2 separate regions of the Homo sapiens genome follow, and region 2 is linked to region 1. Evidence: chromatin loops called from intact Hi-C (ENCODE). Cell type or tissue: HepG2. All regions are shown on one strand. Links, peaks and the distances in the headings refer to the core of each region. The heading gives the core; the rest is flanking DNA. Region 1 overlaps LINC01255 (long intergenic non-protein coding RNA 1255). Region 2 overlaps LOC107985173 (a long non-coding RNA gene).

The links. A loop is a pair of places that touch in the nucleus more often than their neighbours do. Peaks named below come from ENCODE experiments on the same cell type or tissue, not always from the same donor. Only the 100,000 strongest peaks of a DNase experiment are listed, where the experiment ranks them.
Region 2: a loop joins it to region 1, with 3.0 times the contacts of the local background. A loop is called at or near these places in 4 of 110 quality-filtered maps.

The regions. Positions count from the first base shown.
Region 1 is chr18:11,499,195-11,502,011 of GRCh38, reverse strand. The region is part of intron 2 of LINC01255 (long intergenic non-protein coding RNA 1255); the gene reads right to left. Among named protein-coding and RNA genes, the nearest start is that of LINC01255, 12 kb to the right of the region's middle. In HepG2, for the core only: no CTCF peak of the experiment used is centred there; DNase peaks (open chromatin) are centred at 491, 1,031 and 1,401; H3K4me3 peaks cover 1,182 bases.
Region 2 is chr18:11,406,213-11,409,029 of GRCh38, reverse strand. All of the region lies in intron 1 of LOC107985173 (a long non-coding RNA gene), which reads left to right. All of the region lies in intron 1 of LOC124904250 (a long non-coding RNA gene), which reads left to right. Among named protein-coding and RNA genes, the nearest start is that of LINC01928, 47 kb to the left of the region's middle. In HepG2, for the core only: no CTCF peak of the experiment used is centred there; no DNase peak of the experiment used is centred there.

The sequences.
Region 1 (2,817 bases), core at 250-2,749:
GAAGTAACACTTGGCCCATTTGAAAAATCACAGGAATACCAATACAAAATGGGAAGGGACTGAAGAATTTGCTTCCTGATGAGGCAACATTAACTTTGGAATTAGGTACATCTGGCTGCACTAATAGTGGTTTTCCAACTCACTGGCAGTGTTTATCAAAATGCAGATTCCTAGGTTCTTGCCCAGATCTAGTGAATCATGATCTCTTGAGGAGGTTCCCAGGTATCCTAATCTTTAGTGAGCTCTCCAGGTGATTTTAAAACACAGCTAAAGCTTTTAAGAGCTTACGATGTGCCAGGCACTGTTTCGACTGCTTGCTATGCATGATCTCACTTAGAATGTAAAATGATGGTACGAGCTCAGTATTATCATCTGTGTTTCATAGCCAAGGAAGCCAAGGCTTAGAGTAGCCATTGGACTTGCCTGCAGTCACACAGTGGATGATGGAGCAGGGATGTAAACACATGCAGCATGTCTTTAGAGTCCACACTCCTAAGCACCATGGTGCCTGCTCAGCTTTTTATGCTCTTTGTACTCTGGGAACCACTAAACAAATTAATTAACTTCTCTGGCTGTCAATTTCCTCATTGGTAAAACGGATACAAACAAATTTAAAAGTGTAAAGCCTGTAATGGTAAATCTTGATAATGAAGAGAAGTCCAGCAGCTCTACTTTCTTAGGCTATGAAGAACATCTTTGTGATGCAATGTTCTATATTTGTGGTTTGCATTTATGGACAAACTTCAAATATGGGAATGATAGTAATAATGAAGAATTTTTTTTAGTATAGTATGCTTTCTTAGATGTCCCCTGTGCTGAGCAATTTCACTGTGGCTAAATCTGGATCCCTTCTAATCTTTGAAAATTTCCGTTTTCTTTATTTGATTTTTCTACGTTTAAAAACTTTTAGCCTGATAAAGAAAAGATGCCCTCTTCTTGGGGTCAAATATTTAAAGGCCAACCAGTTTAAACACAACTATCTGTATAAGCAATAGTAAATACACCATCCCTTTGTCTATAGTGAAGAACTTTTGACCGGTGACCTGCTCACCTTTAGAAAATACATGAAAGCCTCCAGGCCTCTATTTTTTGCCCTGGCAAAGATAACTTGCCAGGAATCTTTACAGAGGATAAAGAGAATCACTTGTTTTTAAAATTAAAATCTTTTTTTTTTAAGGTGACAAATCTATCCTTTCAAATTTAAGAGCAGGAACTTAATTCAACAGTACACTTACAAATTTACTGCCTGTTGCTAAGGCTAAATTTGACAAGGTGATCTTTTATTAGTCATTCGGCCAGAAAAAAAAAAAATGGAATCTCCGTCAAGACTTTGCTCTTTCCAGCCGCACAGGGTGACTCATGTGAGGTTGAAAGCAAGTAGCTTTGGGCAGGACTGCCCTGGGGCACAGCTGTGACCTCTAGTTTTGGTGAGTCACAAAAATAGCTGTAGCTTACTTCCACTTGTCCATTCTCATGAGGCATTTAAACAATGTGAATTGATGAACCACAAACTGATTTTTGTTAAGGGTTTCAGTACCTTTCCTAGAAAAACGTTTCTAGCATGACCTGTAAGTAGGCAGAGTAAGTCGCCCTCTCATCTATCTCTAGGAGGCAAGTTGTCTCTTCTAGAAGACAAATAATGAGTGAAATTGCTGAAGTCAGGCTGGTTGAGGACAGGGCAGGGGAGGAGAGGGAATCTACTTGACTGATAACTCAAGAATATACTATCCCTCCTGAATAATCCAGCCTGTTGCAAAAGTTTGCATAAAAAGGGTGAAATCATTGACTGATATTAGTGAATATTTATCAAGTGCCTGCTATATGCCAGGTCCTGGCTACACACCGTGATTTGTACAGAAAACAATGAAACCTGAAGTGGTTCCTAAGCCCAAAGATGTGGAGCCTCGGAACATGCAGTCACATACACACAGAGGAAGTGCGGAAGCCCAGCAGTGGCCAGCGCTTCCAGGAGAGGCCGAGAGCCGGGAAGCGTGGTGAGGGGCTGAGCTAGACGGGACACTCAGGAAAGCCTTTCTGGAGGGGTCATGTTTCAGCTGAGATCTGAAGGAGAAATAGGGTTGAACTTGCCGAAGGATGAGGAGTACCTTCTGAGTAGAGGGAAAATGTCTTCAAGGCCTGGTGGAGGTGGCAGAGGTGGGGAAAGGAATGGTTTGTCTGATGAGCTGAAAGCACTGGGTGTCGCCGGTGCTTGGGCATCCTGGGGTGGGGGGAGTAGGGTGCAGATGGAGTGAATGACTTAGGCAGGAGAAGACCACGAAGAGCCTATGGGCTTTATACCTGGAGTTGGGGTAAGCTGCGGAAGGATTTTAGGCAAAGGGTGGTAAAATCAGGTTTGCATTTTGTAAAGAACTTTCTGTTCACCATGTGGAGAACAAACGCAGATGGACAGGCCAGATGTATGGAGACAAATCAAGAGGTTGCGGCATGGGCAGGCATGGTTTCTAGGATGAGGGTGGTGGTGAGGATGGAGACAGAGAAACCTAGGAAGGAAAATCTCCCTTGACTGGGAGAGAGACAATTTACACACAGTGAGAGAGAGAAAGACTGGATTGACTGCCAGCGTTGAAGCATCTCCAAATGGTGGATGCTGGTTTTACTCAGAGAGGAACCACTGGAAGCAGACTAAGGTTGTTATTGTGGGAAATGTTACGAATTCAGAAGCATATAGTGTTGAAGTGTGTCTTTCTGATATCCCAATAGAGACAGCTAGAAAGACATCCATCTAGCTATATAGCTCTGGATCTCAGAAGAGTAATCAAGATTGGACAAAGGAATTTGGGAGTCTCTGTATGGCCA
Region 2 (2,817 bases), core at 248-2,747, 93 kb after region 1:
AGAGAAGGGGATCCTCTGAGAACTCTTTTACTCAAAAAGACCAAAAAAAATCCGGCCAAAATTAATTGGAAATTTAATTTTGAATCTCTGTTGGGGTTTTGGCTGAGGATCAGCCCAATAATGGATAGCACATGCATAAACTCTTTTGCTACCTCCATCTTCTCCTCTGGATTTCCTTCCTTTTTTGAGATCTGCATCGAATATTTTTCGAGTGTCTATGCTTGTTGTTCATATTTGCCAGGAAAAAAACAGTATGTGCCTTGTTCTCTTGTCAGTCAACTTCTTCTTGTGACTGTTATAGATGGCTGGGCCAATTGCCCAGTTCCCTATTTTTCTGCTTTAAATGGTCAAAACTTAAAGCATAAATACTAACCAATGCCATTGTGTCATTTTTCTAAAATCTTTCTGGTAATCTTCTAAGCTACTAATTAGTTACTCATGAAGAAAATAAAGCATGAACAAAAGCTCTGCAAATCTCTGCCTTCCTGTTTATGATGAGAAACTTTGAACAAACAAATATTTCCAGAGTTAATACCTGAGAAGTTATGCTAGAGATTGCATTAAAAAAGCATACTCTGCACAGGGGATTCAACTGTGTGCTAGAAAGTCTCATTGTCGAATTATTTCATTTCCCCCATCCTTGGCCTTTTGGGGGGTTACCCATGATCTAGTTAAAGAATCACTTACATTTTTAATTCATTCAGCATCTGAAGCATTCACACATTTGCCATGTGTTAAATTTGAGTAAAGCCCTTGAAGTGTGATGACAGAAGAAAGGATGCTAAAAAGAGAGGAGAATATCTCCCACATGTGTAGACAACCAGTATTCAGGGATCAGAAGAGCCAACAGTTCTTGGCCGCCGTTCTGATAGAGGCCTGGTTTTGACCAAATCTGAGATGTGCAAGTACAATATGCAGCAGCCCTGGGGAAAGTGCTCAGGCTTAAGCAAGCCCTGTCGAGGAGATTCTATATATCTTAGTCATCATCTATATTTGGAGCTCAGTAATTCCTGGATGGGCTGTACAGTGTGACTGAAAAATGTTTCTCAGCTCAGAGATGTCAATAATGCACATTTTTTCCTCCATAGATTTGTCTACCTTAATTTGGTGATTGCAACTAAACAGTGTTTCCTATTTGTACCAACCAGAAGAATTTTAAAAATTATTCTTTAGAACAGTTTTATTCACTCAGTCATGAACATTCCCAGACATTTGTGGCCTTCTGGATTCTGAATAAGGTAAGTCGCATAACATGTACAAGCAACTTGGAGGCTTGAAAACGACGTTGATAACAACGAGAGCCATCTCTATACGAAGTAGGCAGCTCATCATAAGAGACCATGGTTATTGGCTAATGTCACGTGTTTCTATTCCAGAGAGTTACAATTAACAGCACCAGTGATCATTGTAATGCAGTGCTCTAGGTTTCCATGAATTGAAGCTTTCTGTTTTGTAAGTACCTGGTGCCAACCAATTGTGCAATTGGAGCTACCATAGTTAAAGTTTTCTGAATTGTTACAAACTAAGTAACATCTTTAATTTGCCAGAGGAAATTGGGGGTGCTCAATGCATAAAAATTGCATTCTCCTTATCTAAAAATTAGCGAGATTTTAGTAAGTTTAATGTTTATCTAATGTCTATGTGAGATCCTATGCTAGGGATTAATGAATATAGCACATAGAATTTCTTTGGGGCAGAGAGACAAAATGAAAAAAAAAAAAATTTAAGCCAGCTGTGGTGGCTCATGCCTGTAATCTCAGTACTTTGGGAGCCCGAGGTGGGTGGATCACAAGGTCAAGAGATCAAGACCATCCTGGCCAACATGGTGAAACCCCGTCTCTACTAAAAATACAAAAATTAGCCGGGCATGGTGGTGGGCACCTGTAGTCCCAGCTACTCGGGAGGCTGAGGCAGGAGAATCACTTGAACCTGGGAAGCGGAAGTTGCAGTGAGCAGAGATGGAGCCACTGCCCTCCAGCCTGCCGACAGAGTGAGACTCCATCTCAAGAAAAAGAAAAAAACATTAAATGTGATAAACAATCAAATATATAGGGGCAATGGAAACAGAGATTTGAGGACACTGAGCTCAGCCTGAGGAGGCCAGGAGAGGTGATGCCTAACCTGAGTTTTGAAGTATACATAGGAGTTTAGCAAATACAACTGAGAAGGACAATTCACAAAGAAAGAAGAGCATAAGCAAAGGCACAGACGCGTACACATCTATGTAGGCATGATAGCTTGGAATTTTGGGAAGCAAAATGCAATCTAGAAACTGGTGAGAAAGCAAATGCAGACATCTGGTCACAAGAAACCTTGGATTCCATGTGGAGAATATTGGGCCTTATCTTCCACACGTTAGAAAGGTCATTCCAGCAGTAATGGAGACAGTAATTATAATGCCCCAGGCAAAACAAGGTAAAGGATTAGGGTGAAGCAGTCTGGTAGAGATGGAGAAAAAGAAGATGGATTTAAATTTCTTTATAGTTTTGGTTTCTTCTAAGTTTACAGTCTAGTAAATCATAACTGGGTGTGAGGTGAGCATCAACACATGAAAAACTATTCTGGGGCTGGGTGCAGTGGCTCATACCTGTAATCCCAGTATTTTGGGAGGCTGAGGCGGGTGGATCACCTGAGGTCAGGAGTTCAAGACCAGCCTGACCAACATGGTGAAACCCTGTCTCTACTAAAAACACAAAAATTAGCTGGGTATGGTGGCGGGCGCCTGTAATCTCAGCTACTCAGGTGGCTGAGGCAGAAGAATCATTTGAACCCAGGAGGCGGAGATTGCAATGAGCTGAGCTCACGCCATTGCACTCC